Linked DNA regions of Homo sapiens: region 2 is linked to region 1. Evidence: chromatin loops called from intact Hi-C (ENCODE). Cell type or tissue: PC-3. All regions are shown on one strand.

Region 1 (8,000 bases):
GCAAAAGAGCATCCATTTTTTTTTTTTTTTAATTTAGGAGACTTGAATTACTAATCTTATAACTTGGTGTTTGTTCCTATGCAAGTGAATTCATCACTTGGATCCTTAGTTTACTAACTTTAGGTGGAAAAATGCCTGCGTACCCTTATAATGTTTTTATGAAAATCAAATGAGGAAAGGTTTTGTGAAATGATTTGCACAAATTCTAAAACACTACACACAGTGAATCAGATTGGCTTCCTAACTTTTAGTTTAGGAAGTTTAGTTTAGTTTAGTTTAGTGTTTCACAGTGGTTAATTTAAAAAATGAAACTTTCTTGAAATCGATAAACTAGCACATTATATTTCATGGTCTTTCTATTCAAATATTTGGTCAGAACTGTATCAAAATGTCACAATAAGAGCAGTAGCCCAAGCCTCATGTTATTTCAATCTACCAGAACCACACAATGGGGAAATGAAGAAAAATGCTAGAGACAAATTAAACAGCACCATTAAAAATGATCAGTGACTTCAGTAATCTCCTGTCCAGTAAGAGACTCTTTTTGAATATGAGCCATGATTTTTCAACAAAGGAGGAAGTGTTTTTGAGTGCTTTATGTATGTCAGATATTCTGCAAATGCATTGCATACATGGCCTCTTCTTTTACATCTTGCAGCAACCTCTTGAAATGTTATACAATTTCCATTTTAACACGAAGACACTGAAGCCCAGGAATGTTAAACAGGGGACTCCTAAAATTTTATTACTACGTCAGGGAGCTGGGAACTAAACTCTGGTTTGTGCCCTAATTATGATTCGAAAAACAAAACAAAAACAACTTTAAAAAATCACTAGGTTTCCCAACATTATTCAAACTGTTGTTTTGGTTGCAAAATCATTTCATTGTTAATAATTATAGTTATGTTGCTCTTTGTCAAACAAGCATTCTTGCTATGTTTTAACCGCAATGACTAGCTCCTAAGTGATACAAGGAATGGAAATTTTAGTACAGTTAGTAAGACAACCTCATGATGATTTGTAGCATCAGCTCTATGATTCCAAAAATAGAGCTCACTGAAGCAACACAGCCTTTGGCTGACACAACAGCAAGCAAAAGTCATTCTAGCCCAAGGCTTCTAGTTGGACCTTGCATTTGTTAGAACTGCTTATGAATCTTCCTTTTCCCTTAACAAGTGGGAGCCACTATTGCTCCCTTCAGCACAGACAGTGCCTTTGATTTAAAATGCCCGTAGACTGCTTAGGCCAAAGAAGGTATTTGGGGAACCATTTTCCTCTATGGAAAAGCAAAATAACTCCTAGAGGGAAATATCCAGTAGAAATGACATTTGCAACATCTGCAACACAGCAGGGTGATCTCTGTGGACTGTATTTTCTGTCTGAAAGAGTTGTAAATGCTGAAGAGACATAATGCAAGGGATGGATTTGTTTAGCTGTGTTCTCCAAAAGTGCTTATCTTTGAGTTTAGGTTCTAAAGAAATAATCAAAAAGGCAAGTGAATGCACCAGACTTCAGAGGCGTAAGATTGATTTGTAGAGGAAATAAACTGAGGTATTTAACTTTAGAGACAACACAGCTCAAAAGAACAGTCATAGTAGTTTTTGTGTCTCCCTTAATTCATTTTTCTGTCTCTCCCTTCCTCCCTCATTCCTACCTCTACCTTCCCCTTGAACATGGGTTCAAATGATGATTAAAAAAGCAAAAAATAGTAATATTTTATGCCCAGTTACCTCACTGGTGTTTTATTGCTGAAAATAGCAATGAATCATGCTTGGTTTCAATGAAGTAAGTATCTTGTCCAGTGGAAGAGAGATTTGTTTTTTTTACCCATTGAGTGGGTAGTGTTTTCCCTAACATCTGCAAAGGCACTTCCACTCTCAAACTACTATAACAAATCAGAATAAAAGACGTACAAAATTTCCAATCTCAACAACTTCCAGTTTTTGGTAAAGATATGAGATGGGATAATGGGACTTCTATATAAAAATCTATTTTTAAGTTTTTAAGTGCTTCAAAAGAAGATCCATCTCTGGGGAATGAGGATGTGATACAGACTACACAACCCTTGGTGCCACTCTCATTACATAGTCTAACCAAGTGGGAATTCAAAAGTAACTTTCCAAAGTATCATTATAAGGACATTTATGTCTGACCAGATGCATCAAGATGTCACATTCTCATGGCCTTTGCATTGATTCAAACAAAAGTAGACCCTTCTGAGATTTTGAAACTTTCAGCTTCTTTTCTACTAAAATATAGAATTGTGGGTTGTATTGTGATTCAAATAAAGTTATGCCTTACTTACATTACTGCGTAAAATGTATACAAAAAATGCAGTCTCATTTTGAAGTATTTTGTGGCTTATTAAATAAAAGCAATATATTACAATAAGAGCAAACAAAAGAATATTGTTCTATAGAAATTAAGTTATTGATCTACCCACATATAAATGCAACAAATAACTTTTGATTGCCTATTCTGTGCTCAGCTCTGTGCCTGGTTCTGGGCATATACAAGAGGTAAATGACCTTCTGCAAATTGAGATGGCTTTTTGGTGACCTCATAATATCATGGCCTAATCAAGGCTATGATTAAACAAAAATAGTCAAATGCATAGTCATGTAATAGATTTGTAGAAGCAACATACAATGCAAGTCAAGGAATATGACAAATTAAGTTGGGAATTTCAACTGGAGAAGAAAGCAGAGAAAAGGTCATTGAAAACATAGCTAAGTGGCCAGGCTAGATAGTGTTCACTTCTGCTGATCTGATTAAATTGGGATGATATACTGAACTCTCTGACACAGACAGAATATTTTAGTTTTCTGAGCAGATAATTTGATGAATAAGGAATAAAAAGTCTGTGTTTACAGCCTACATATATGAAAAAGTTATGATCTGGGCAAAAACTTACAAGTAAATCCTGGCCTTGACTGAAGGATACTGTATTATAGAGGTATAGGTGCTATTATAGGAGTGTTTGCCTATATCCCTCTAACAATCTTTGTGAATTATGGCACATAAAAGGCACTGATGCACCTGGTTCTTATCACTGATTTCATGGAAGATGCTGATAATCAGTCGTTATATGCTTTCCTCAGAATCTTTCTCAGCACTGTGTTCTAAGCAGCCAATGGCTAACTACCAGAATTGGTAATTAATATAAAAGATTTTTGTTACTCTGCTTCTGTATGCCTAATTAGTGGTGACAAATTATGTTGTGAGATGGTAATTATTTCTCAGGACAGAAAAATGAAATGATAGTCTCAATATTTATTGATCACCTTCTATGAGTCAGTCATTGTGCATTTAAAATTACCTTTATTACCCCATTTGACTTTGAGTCCCACCTAGTGAAAAATATATTACTATCGTTCCCTTATAAGAGATTAAATAACTTGCCTAAGGTCAGGTAGCTGGAAAGTGGCAGAGCTGAGATTCAAATCCAGATCTGTCCAATTTGAGAGTTCAGGTTCTCACTGTCTCACCAAACCTAAAAATGCAATTTCCCCTCCCCTTTGTCAGAATTGAAGTTCAGTTTTGTGGCTCTGAGTTGACTTCTCTTTTCTAGTCATATGTCTAAATTAAGCTCCCAGGGATTCCCCCTCCTACCATTGCTATTCCAGGGAAATTAGTATCTAATGTTAAGCTCAAATTACATAGTTGTAGGTATTTATAAAAATTCCTGTGGGTAAATGTAGCCACATGAATATGGTAAATTGTATTTACTCATATTGTAAACATGAGCATCTACTGTGTGAGACACTTTGATAGTCCTTGTGAAAGATAAAAAGACAAGGCATGTGAAATTCAGCTGTACAAGACACTCAGGAGATCACATATTTCATTTTCTTTTGTTCTGCTTTCAGAAGGAAAAATGATCTGTTTCTAGCTGTGGGCTCATTGTGGACTGTAGGGAATGACTTTAGAAGACGATTTTGTTTTTAGTAAAGGCAAACTAAGTTATTCACACTCACAATCTATGACTAAACTTGCAGGATACAATCTTTCTCAAAAGCTGTGGATTACTGACAAAATAGTATGAAGTTATTAGGCCAAATAAAGGCAAAACAAGAACCTAGAAAGGTAAGCAGAGCATGAATTTTCTGTTGCATTACAGATGCTTCCCTATTTTAGCAAATTTGTACTTTTACTTTGATGCCTTATGAGTCAAAAGGGAATAAATTAAAGCTCAGAGGACATACAAGTAAAAAGGCTTAGAGGAGAACTACTTCCAATAACATCCAGGACAGCAAAGGGCTGCACCCTCAGGATAAGAGTGAACCAAAAGCTTACCAGCCCTGCGTGGGCTTGCCGCATGGTTTCACATTGTCTGGGCAGTCTGAGAATCTCAGCTCCACATTTGCTTTAAGGTGAATCTAGACTAGAGGTGCACCAAGGCACCTAGCAGAAGCAATTGTGCTTTCTTTTTGAAAATATTATAGTACATTTATCTGTACTTTAAATTATCAAAATGATTTTATTTCTTAAAGAATAAACATCAAATAGTCAAAATTAACAAAGCACATAAAGATATACTGCACCATCAGTGAAAAGAGACCCACAAAGATTCCTGTAAATTAGAATTTTCAGATTCAGATACAGGCTATTATATTGGAGGAAAAAAACAACTATGCTTATATGTTTAAATAAGTGAAAGATAATTTTGAAAATACATGCAAGTAATATATGCAACTTAAAATATTAACATAGCAGATATGTAAGTTTACAGATTTTTACCAGATGAAACTTTCAGAAATTAAAAAAAAATTAAATAATTCAAGGAACATTTTAAATAGCAAATTAGGCACAGCTGAAGAGATAATTAGAAACTTATAGATGCATCAAAAACAAAAATAAACTAATATACGGCACTGATGAAAAAATGTTAGAAATTATAGAGAAGAGGGTAAAAGATAGAATATCAAGTGAGAAGGTATACAGTATAATTAATCAGTCTCAGAAAATAATCCCATTTTCGCTGGGGCTTTGAAAAGACAATGGTTGAAAATCTTCCAGAAGTGATGACACCAATTTGCAGACTCCATATCACAACAAACAACAAGCATAAAAATAAAATAAAATCTACATCTAGAGGCTGAAATTTCACAGAACAAAGAAGATAGAAACAAATTCAAAGCAGAGTAAAAAGAGGGCAGCTATTAAATTTGCTCAGCAGCAAAAATGGAAGTCAAAATTCAAAGGAATATTTGAAATGTTTTGAAAGATTATAACTTAGAATTCTACACCAAGTCAAAATAGATTTCCAGAATGAGCTAAGAAATATTTTTATGTAAAAATAACAAATACAAAAATTTAAAAAATTGAGAGAGTTAATTATCAGCAGAGCCTCATTAAAGGAACTTGAAAAGGGTTGGGCATAGTGGCTCAAGCCTCTAATTCGAGTACTTTGAGATGCTGAGTGAGGCAGATCACTTGAACTCAGGAATTTGAGATCAGCCTGGGCAACATGGTAAGACCATGTCTCTACAAAAATTAGCCAGGCATGGTGGCACGCACCTGTAGTGTCAGGAGGCTGAGGTGGGAGGATCTCTTGATCCTAGTAGGTTGAGGCTGCAGTGAGCCATGATTGCATCTCTGTCCTCAAGCTTGGGTGACAGAGTGAGACCCTGTGTCAATAAATAAGCAAATAAAGAAATAAAATTGAAAAGGATATATTTCAAGCTGAAATAAAATGATTCCATTGGAAGATGTGAGAAAAAGAATGAATGGAGAACAAATAATGTGGTCAATAATAATCATATTAATTTTTTGTGGTTCTTAAACAATGTAATAAAAATAACAAAATGAATAATATAGAAGTTGTATTGAATTAAATGGAGGAAAATAATCTAAGGTCTCCATATTTGCAGGGAGAAGAATAAAGACATTGTTGAACTTAGACTTTGACAAGGTAAGTAAGTAAATTATATTATAATTTTTATGGTAACCATTAATTGGGCATATAAATAAAGATAATGCCTTTAAGTAAGTGGGGTGGAAAATACTGAAATATTTATAAAATATTTGACCAATCCAGTAGAAGAAAAGAAAGGAGAGAAAAAGAAATAGTACAGAATAAATAGGTGAAACCACAAATAAATAATTACCTTCCAAATGAATAGATTATTTTCTCCAATTATAGAAAAAGTAATTCAAAATACAGTACAAAATCTATATACTGCTTATAAAAGAAACATGGAATATAAAGTTTAAAGTGCAAGGAGAAAGGAGGTATGTTCAAAGTTAAAGGAAGTCTACTGCTGGAGGTGAAGACTTCACAATAAGCTCATCAACAGAAACATATAACCCTTTTTACATTTGTAGATACCTGTATTAGTTCATTCTCACATAGCTGCAAAGAACTACCTGAGAATGGATAATTTATAAAGAAAAGAGCTTTAATTGACTCAAGCTCTATAGGCTGCACAGGAGGTATGGCTGGGGAGGCCTCAGGAAACTTACAATCAATGGCAGAAGGTGAAGGGAAAGCAAACACATTTTCACATGATGGCAGGAGAGAGAGAGGGAAAAGGGAAGTGCTACATACTTTTAAACAATCAGTTCTCATGAGAACTCACTCACTATCACGAGTACAGCAAAGGGAAAATCTGCCCCCATGACCCAATCACCTCCCACCAGGACCCACCTCCAACATTCAGGATCACAATTCAACATGAGATTTGGGTGGGGACACACAGCCAAACCATGTCAGTACCTAGTAACATATTCTTAATATCTATAAAGACAACACACACACACACACACACACATACACACACACACACTCATATGGTGTTGAAATTCATATGCAAGGAGAAATAGATAAAACCACAATATTAGTGGTATAACTGGACCTAGGTTCCACTGCTCACTACCTGCAAGCCAAACATTAGAGGCGACGGTTGGTGGGAGGATAAGCAGATTTAATTGGAGAGCCAGCATACTGAGAAAATGGTAAACTATCACGCTAAAGAACCACCTTAAATTTTAAAATTTACCGTAGGGTTTTAAAAGAGAAACTTGGTATGAGAGATATGCAAGAGTAGTGCAGGATCCAGGGTCTGTGTGTCTTGTTCCTATGGCTATCTTGGGATATTGATCTTCCTGAGGGCTTATTGGTCTTACCTTGACTTCCGTGCATGGTGGTAGACTCATTGTTCACGACTACCCCTACTCGGGAAGATTCCACAATGGGGTCTCCTTCCCTCATTTAAGATTAGCCTTTGGTATTTCTTAAACGAGAGCATAATTAGGGAAGCATGAATTGCTAGAAGATGGGAATGTCTAGAGCATTCCCTCAAAGGAAGGAAGTGAGTGGGGAAGGAAAGAAGAAACAAAAAGTGTATGATTTTTAAAAGTGAGGTCCCCTATTACACTACAAAATGAATTTTACTAAATTTGGCTACTAAAAAAATTTAAAAAGCTGAATGGTTCTATAAATATTTTTAAAAATGAAGTTGGCAGGCAAAAAATGTTCCCTAAAGAATATTCCAAAAACCAAATGGCTTCCCTGAGAAGCTGTTCCAAATAAAGAAATAACGACAGTGTTAAGCAAACTATTCCACAGAATTAGGAGAAACAGAGGATTCTTACTCTACTCTGCCCAACATTTATCATTCAGCAGTTACATTGCATGTCTCTGGTGGGTACAATACATAACTAGATGCCAAGTACATAATAGTGTAAAACACCGATAGTGTCCTGAGCTCTTCTAGTGCGGGATATGTATATTAAATAAGTTAATTTAGTAATTGTTCAATCAACATTGTGAGTAGGTCTTCAAGGTTAGGTATAGGGTCCTGATCCTGTATGGCTGACATTATCAGGAGCGTCAGGAAAAGTTTCAGTGAAGTAACATTTAAATTTCAATCAGAAGGAAGTTTGCTAACTGAGAAACAGGAGCAGCAGGAGCGCATTCCAGGCATTTCTTTTTTTAAAAAAAAGTTCCCTAATTAAACAAATAATTTTCATCTTTATTGAGATATAATTGACCAGAA
Region 2 (8,000 bases), 270 kb before region 1:
TTTCTAAGGCAACTTTTTTTCACATTTTACTATATTAAAGAAATACTCAAAATCGCTTTAATCATAATCCTTTGCACGAAGTCAGTGGGACTGGGATTTAAACAACTATTGAAAAATAATACACAGAAGGAGTGAGAAAAGAATGTCATCCAGCAACAATACATTTTTTTTTTTAAGTTGGAGCAAAATGCCGAACTTCTAATAGAGGGGCTGCAAAGAGAAGAAGAAAAGGCGGTCAGAAAGAATATAAACTAAAGGTAAATAAGAAGAATGAAAGTCGGGACAATACAAAAATGGCTAAAGATTGAAGTGGGAAGAGTGTAATGCACAAAAGTGAAGCCGGAGAAAAAAATGATGAAATGTAGAACAGGAACAGCGGCACAGAATGGAAAAAAAGGAGGTCAGAAAAGCACAAAGAGGGCTGAAGAACAGCAAACAAAGAAGTAGTATCAAATGGAAAGGGAGCAAGTGTCTAGATTATAAAGTGGGGGGAGAAAACATCAACATTCGGGAGGGAGGGCGGCAGCAGAGTGAAGAGCCAGAGCCACGGGAGGAGCCCAGTCATTTTGCTTTGTCTTCTACAAGTGGAGTTTATGCCACTTGACTGGAGCTTGCAAATGGATGTGAATTATTTTACTGGCATTCAAAGTCCTGCTGTAACGTTGTTAGGAATTTGGCATGGTAGTGTCAGCCTTAACAAAGGCTATCAACTTTCCTCACGTTAAACCAAAGCAGCTAAATTTACATCCTTTTGCAGCTTTCAAGCTTTTTTCAAATGGCATAAACTGGCAATAGCTAGGCTTGAAAAATTCTGGGCATTAAAGAAAGCAAAGAATCTGTTTTCATTAAAGATAATCTTATGATCATTTGCTCACATTCTTATTGCTTTAGTTTATAGTTTTTTTAAGAAATCAAGTTTACTTGAATTTAGATGGTTTTATGAAAATTCTAAAAATTCTTGAAATATGGAAATACAGTTTGCAACTACAAGGACCAAATTGCTAAGATAAACTATCAAATCACCATTAAAAAGGGCCCTTTGTCTAAGTAGTTACTTTTAAAATTGCTTTTGAGAAAAAAAAAAAAAAGGTCTCCTTAAAGTTGCAAATAATGACACCAAGAATGATTTGTTACATAGCAGGTCAAAGTAAATCAGTAGTTTCTTAACTTTGAACTGGAACTAGAAACCTAGATATATTTTCTGTTCTTCTGTTTTCTCCTTCTCCTCCTTAATAGCCTCTGAGCAAATTATCTACTGAGTGAAGTTTTATATCTTCAAGTTCAGCTCTGGTTAGGTGTTCACTTTGTTTCTCCATGGGAACAAACACGTTACCATGGGAACTGGGTAGCACAAACTATAAACAGTACTGAAAGCTTTTAGAAAGAACCACGCTTATAGCACAATGTTAACTATACAATGCAAGTGCTAGCTGGCCATTCCAATACCTAGCATATTATGGCATCTCAAAAAGAATAACTTGATCCTGTGCCTTATCAAATGATGAAAAAATAAATAAAACAAAAGGAAACTATACTTTTTTCTCATTAGAGAAAATGCAAAAGTTTGTTTTCATTAAAAAAGTTAAAATCCACAAAACATATTAATTGTGGTGATTATTTGCATTGACTTAAAAGATACACTTAAGTTTCTTCATACGATGAGTGCTTTTTGCACACTGACATTATCTTACATACCATATCTGCTTTGACATATGCTGGGTCTTAAGTCAGGGAAAAAGAAGTAAGAAAGAACAAAGGGGTTAGCACTAAGGGTCTAAAAGTCGGGTGAGTCACCAGCATTCCAAATCATCATATCCCAGGGTAGTGGAACTATGTTTCTGGGCCAGGAATGATTTATCAGGGGTTGGAATCTGGTGGGGAGGGTATGACAATAGGAATTGCAGGCAATGTTAGGGCTTTAGTGCTAGGCAAGAGAAAGATAAGGCCCATTCAGTTAGAAGCAAAGCTCCAGCCAGTGTCTAGGGAACGGAGTGTGAAGTTCAAGGCCAAATACTAGTCATGAGGCAGGGCCCCTGTTCAACAAGTGATGGTTTAGCTTAGGGTGTGGAGTGGAGGATGCCTACAATGACAGGCACACAAAAGTGAAGTTTAGGTAACAGCATTGTTGGATATCTGCAGCTTGCTGACACCTCACAGGCGCTCTGCATACTGGGCCCTGGAATACATGGTTTACTCCAGACTCGAGTTAATGATTGTGGCTAGAGCTTTTAATATATTGCCTGGTTTCATTAACATCATTAACATTGATTCTGTGGATAGGTGATGCTGGCAGCAACTGAAAACAGAAAGGAGACCTGATTTTCTAAAGATCAACCCACTATAAGACCTCCACATTTAATGTTTAACGTTGGTACACTTGTAGATAGAAAGAAGCATTTGCAATTCATTGGCAAAGGAAGAATGCCCATGCAGGCCACACATTTGGTTCCATGTTCTGAATAGTATGCTATCATGGCAATTATTGCGTGTTACCTTTAGGTGAGGAAATGTCTGATGTGACATCAGTCTCTTTGATAAAAGCAATGAAATAAACTTCAATAAAAGAGTTAACATTTTTAAAAAAATGTTCTTAGGTGCCATCTCCTTACCTTGTATTTTTCGGAGTCCTTCAGTGGCTGTTTGGCAGAGGCTCAAAGCAATTTCAGGGAAACAATTTGAACTGAACTGTGTGGTTCATGAAGTTTGAGATCAACAGACTGGCAACTCTTCAGCTTTCAGAAATAATGTGGTCATGCTGTGTGTGTCTCATTGCACTTCTGGGTTATGGTTTATTTAGTTTTATGGAACAAAATAGGTTTCCATGTAAAATAACATTTTCACCTATAAATTAGGAGCAAATAAAACAAAATTAATTTTGATGTAAAAATCTAGTCTCCCCTGTAACCCACATGTAAATTCCCCATGTTATAATTAGAGAAATGCTCTTACTAATATAAGACAAAAGATATGAAAATAAAAAGGCAATTGCCATTTTAAAAGGAAGTAGAAATTCAAAAGAGGAAGGTGTGAGGTTTAACAAAACATTAGAATTAAAAATGATACCGACAAACTAAGAAAGAAGGAAAGTAAGCTGATATTTTTATTTTATTTTTACACTATAGAATTGAATGCAATGTGTAATGTCCCTCTTATGATTTGGAAGTTGAAACAAAACTAAAGCAATGTGTTAGAGTCTCTCCTCATGACCCTGTTCATAGCAGTCAGGTAACTTAGTTCCCCCTTTCTTTTTTTTTGGAGAGGGAGTCTCGCTCTGTCGCCCAGGCTGGAGTGCAGTGGCGCCATCTCGGCTCACTGCAAGCTCCGCCTCCCGGGTTCACGCCATTCTCCTGCCTCAGGCTCCCGAGTAGCTGGGACTACAGGCGCCCGCCACCAAGCCCGGCTAACTTTTTTTTGTATTTTCAGTAGAGACGGGGTTTCACCGTGTTCACCAGGATGGTCTCGATCTCCTGACCTCGTGATCCACCCTCCTCGGCCTCCCAAAGTGCTGGGATTACAGGAGTGATCCCAATACTGGGGCTGACCTCAGGACTCGGAGTACAAAACAGAACACAGCATAGCGGGTGAGAGTGATAGTTCAATGAATAATGAGAATATAGTGCATTAGAAGTAGCTATGAAATGCTGCGAAAGATAAACAATGCTGGACACTAAATAAAATGGTAAGAATTAATATATAGTATTACAATAGGGAAAAGAGTGCAACGTGAACTAAGCTCAACAATGACCTGTACAGAGGTGATTAGGTATTTTAATGGGAGAATGAAGGAGCAGGGAGAAGGTGAGTTGGGATTCCATAGTTTTTCAGGAAAATGAAAAATTACAAAAATCCAGAAACGAGGTTAGTCCACGTGAAACCCATCTAGCTTTGTTTACTGGTGTTTATTGAAGTTCGGCTCCTCCCCTCCCACAGAGACTGGAAAGCGGGATGCTGGTCTCCAGGTGTTGGCTGGGACAACAGGAAATTCTTTATCAGGCTTGGACTTTAAGTGGGGGATAGGCTCATCCTAAGTAAACAATGTTGAGCTGTTAGAAACTGCCTTAGTGTTTGTTCAACCTAGAAAGGTAAGCTTGAGTCCTAGTCAACAAGAGAACTCAGAGGAGCCTGCTAGCGTTTGGTCAAGGTGATAACCTTTGCTCATACTAAGGAGAAAGGTGCCTGGGTGGGGTCTGAAAACTTTACATCAAGAACCTCTTCAGAGGCCTAATAGGTTTCTCAGTAGACACAATGGAGAATGCCCAGGGCCAAATGATACGTCCTTTAGCAGGAATAGAGTTGTAAATATGGCTTGTGGAGTGGCAGGAAATCAGATCAAAAGGGAATTGGGAGTAAGATCATAGCAGGCTACTGAGTTTGAATTGTATATCATAGTCTAGTGCTTCCCAAAGTGTGGGACTCATTCACAAATAACATTTTGGTTGTATGAGGATGAAGCATGAAATCATATTGTCGCATGATTTAAAAAAATTTTTAATTATCTGTTACCCCCTCTAATTAACTTCCGGAGAAAGGCTTAGGTTGATGCTAATCTGTGTCTTAAATGGTATTTTTTTTTTTTTGAGATGGAGTTTCACTCTTGTCGCCCAGGCTGGAGTGCAGTGGTGCAATCTCAGCTCACTGCAACCTCCGCCCCCCGGGTTCAAGTGATTCTCCTGCCTCAGCCTCCCAAGCAGCTGGGATTACAGGCGCCCGCCACCACGCCTGGCTAAGTTTTTGTATTTTTAGTAGAGATTGGGTTTTGCCACGTTGTGCAGGCTGGTCTCGAGCTCCTGACCTCAGGTGATCCACTCACCTCAGCTTCCCAAAATGCTGGGATTACAGGTGTGAGCCACTGTGCCTGGCCTTAAATGGTATTTTCCAATCAGCCTTTCTAACAAAGAGTAAATGAATTTCTGCCAACATTTAATGATGTAATTTCATTTTCATTAATTTAAAAAAAATAGATTTCTTTTATAGAACTAATAGTCATTTTCCCTTTTAGTAAGTAATATGAAGTTTTCTTTCCAAATATATTTACTTAAGTGAAACACACTGAGTCTGTTTAAAGACAAAGATTACGTGTGGTGGCAGGAGGAAGAGTTAGGATGACTCCCTTCTTTCTGGGTTGCTCCAAGAGGGAAGTGGTGGTGTCATTAACTAAGGCAGGAATTATGGAAAAAAAGCCAGAACAAAAGAGAAGAAAATAAAAACCAAGAATAAGAAATGGCTTGCCTATTATTACTGGATGTGCAACAAAGTTTATTTAAACCAAAGTCCTATAACTTCAAGGACATACCCAACCCACCCTCACATTCTCTCTAATACAGCCAATAAAAGCATGCCATAAAACAACCTCATCATTTCTACAACCTGCCTTCTCACAGCCTGCCATCACCTTCAAAATGCTGGGTGTTTTTTTGTTCTGCTAGGCATTTATCCTAGGTTACATCCTTGGTTCTTATGCAATTTGGTCTTGACTTTAAACGTAGAGCTTTCTTTGGTCTTTATTTTACTGCTTTCACTTCAGGGCACAACTGAAATGCTGTATTCAGCCAAGCTTTTGGACCCTTGGGTCAAAGATCCTGGCACCCATGCTCCTCCAGTAACAGGCAGGCTTGTGTATGTACTTTCTCTCTCTCTCTCTCTGTGTCTCTCTCTCCCCCCATTCCCCCCCTGGAGGATAATCCCCCCTTTGCATGGGGGATTATTAGTGTGTCCTTGAAATATATTGCTTTTTATGTATCATGCATTAAGATATCAGATGTCAGGAATGCAAAGACTTTTTTCTTCTTTGGATATCAGTCAGTCATTCTTTTTGGAGTAATTTAAATTAAATCCCTCTTTTGGAGCAAGACCTTCAACTTTTGATTTTTCTTTTTGAAGCAGATCTCTTTGCCTTTTGAACTTCTTTCTGAGGTTCATATCTGAAGCTATTCTGTCTGTCTTCTGAGATGATGTACCTTATCATATAAAAATGTATGCTGTGGGCTGGGCGCGGTGGCTCACGCCTGTAATCCTAGCACTTCGGGAGGCCAAGGCAGGTGGATCACCTGAGGTCAGGAGTTTGAGACCAGCCTGACCAACATGGTGAAACCCCGTCTCCACTAAAAGTACAAAAAACTAGCCGGGCGTAGTGGCAGGCGCCTGTAATCCCAGCTACACGGGAGGGTGAGGCAGGAGAATCACTTGAACCCGGGGATCCGAGGTTGCAGTGAGCCCAGATCGCGCCACTTCACTCCAGCCTGGGTGAAAGAGCGAAACTCCGTCTTTAAAAACTCCATCTTAAAAAAAAGTATATTGGACATTAGCTCCTTGAAAATGGCTTTTTCGTGCTGAATGTTCATGGTGAGGTCAGTCTGAATTTTAGTAATTTCAATTGACCCCTTCAAATTGAGTCTTAAATTGTCTAAATTTTTAAGTACAAAATTAGTTTGGTCGTATTTTATTAATCATACCTTATTTGTAATCAAATAAAGTACACCATTATTTTCAACAATTTTAAAAATTTTGCGGAATTTGGAGTTATGGTGTTGTAATAGATGCACATTTTTAAATAAGTTCAAAATTTTTATATAAAACTTATATATGTAATTAAACCCAAGAATAGCTGTTCCTTTCTGTTAATAGTCTATTTTTCAGTTATGGGTTTACTTTGGATGAAATTTTGACAGAGATACTTGAGAATTAAAGATCTGAAAATGAATTACATTTATAAAAATACACAAGTTCATACTTCCTATATTACATATAAAAAGATATTTTTGTCATGGGATATTTTATGTTAGCTTTAAGACTTCCATTTTTTAAAAAAGATGAGTCATTTCCTCTGTCTGGGAGATGACTGTGAGTGGTAAAAGTCTGGGTACATATGTTAAGGTCACAGAACTTTGTTAGAGCACAGAATCCACGTTCAGTTTCAAATTTCGTCTTGACTTTGAAATAAAGCAATGGTGTTAGATAAAGAAATGAAGGAATGATTTGACTAAGGTAAACCTTCTGTATCCCCGGTTAGTATCTCCTGTAGAAATAGGTCATATCCTAAGCCTTGGACTTTGAAATTTTCATTCTTAGGTCTATAATGAACCAAAATTCTTACTAAGACAAACACTTCTTGCTTAACTTTTGATTAACTTGCACATGCAAGGACATGAATTTATATTGAAGAGTGATGTCATAGCTGTAACAAAAGGGATTAAAAAAAAAACTTAGGCATTTATGCCAGTCTTTTTCTTTTCTTTTCTTTTTAAACAGAGTCTCACTCTGTCGCCCAGGCTGGGGTGCAGTGGTGTGATCTTGGCTCACTGTAACCTCCACCTCCCAGGTTCAAGTGATTCTCCTGCCTCAGCCTCTTGAGTAGCTGGGACTACAGGTGTGTGCCACCACACCTGGCTATTTTTTTATTTTTAGTAGAGATGAGGTTTCACCATGTTGGCCAAGCTGGTCTCGAACTCCTGACCTCAGGTGATAATGCCCGCCTTGGCCTCCCAAAGTGCTGGGATTACAGGCGTGAGCCACTGCGCCCAGCCTATGCTAGTCTTTAGCTCAGAATTTTAGCAGAGTAAAAGTGGGCTCTACTACCTTACTTAATAGCTGTTACTCAGTCTCTTTCAGCCTTTGGATTCACCTGTGTAAAGAGAGATGATAAAACTTTATTCATTTGTTGTGAAAACTAAATTAAAAAGCATATTAAATGTGGTAATATTTGTAAAATGCCTAGGAGGTCATCTAGCATATAGTTATTGTTTGTTCCTAAGTCCCTCAACTCATTCCTTCATCTTTTCTTCTTTGGAAGACAAAGAGCATATTCTTCCCCTCAATGTAATCCATTTCCTGATGAAAGATGATGTATTTGCTCTATGAAGATGAGTGATAGGTAATAACGGATAGTGATGGAGAATGGCAAATACCAAAGAGATTATGACCTGGGCAAGATATCTCATTAAGCAAGGTTGCTTTCTGCATTCACATTTATTACACACAAAATGAGATACAGCAGTTTTATT

The links. A loop is a pair of places that touch in the nucleus more often than their neighbours do. Peaks named below come from ENCODE experiments on the same cell type or tissue, not always from the same donor. Only the 100,000 strongest peaks of a DNase experiment are listed, where the experiment ranks them.
Region 2: a loop joins it to region 1, with 23 times the contacts of the local background. A loop is called at or near these places in 1 of 110 quality-filtered maps.

What each region holds. Positions count from the first base shown.
Region 1 is chr7:20,026,833-20,034,832 of GRCh38, reverse strand. MACC1-OT1 (MACC1 3' UTR overlapping transcript 1) reads left to right here. Exons shown (of 6, transcript NR_110114.1): 3 at 5,874-5,914. Among named protein-coding and RNA genes, the nearest start is that of MACC1-OT1, 110 kb to the left of the region's middle. In PC-3, no CTCF peak of the experiment used is centred here; a DNase peak (open chromatin) is centred at 3,652; H3K4me3 peaks cover 367 bases; H3K27ac peaks cover 1,222 bases.
Region 2 is chr7:20,300,633-20,308,632 of GRCh38, reverse strand. It overlaps LOC101927769 (a long non-coding RNA gene), which reads right to left. Exons shown (of 5, transcript NR_110117.1): 3 at 7,576-7,621; 4 at 2,610-2,841. Among named protein-coding and RNA genes, the nearest start is that of ITGB8, 26 kb to the left of the region's middle. In PC-3, no CTCF peak of the experiment used is centred here; a DNase peak (open chromatin) is centred at 6,852; H3K27ac peaks cover 1,229 bases.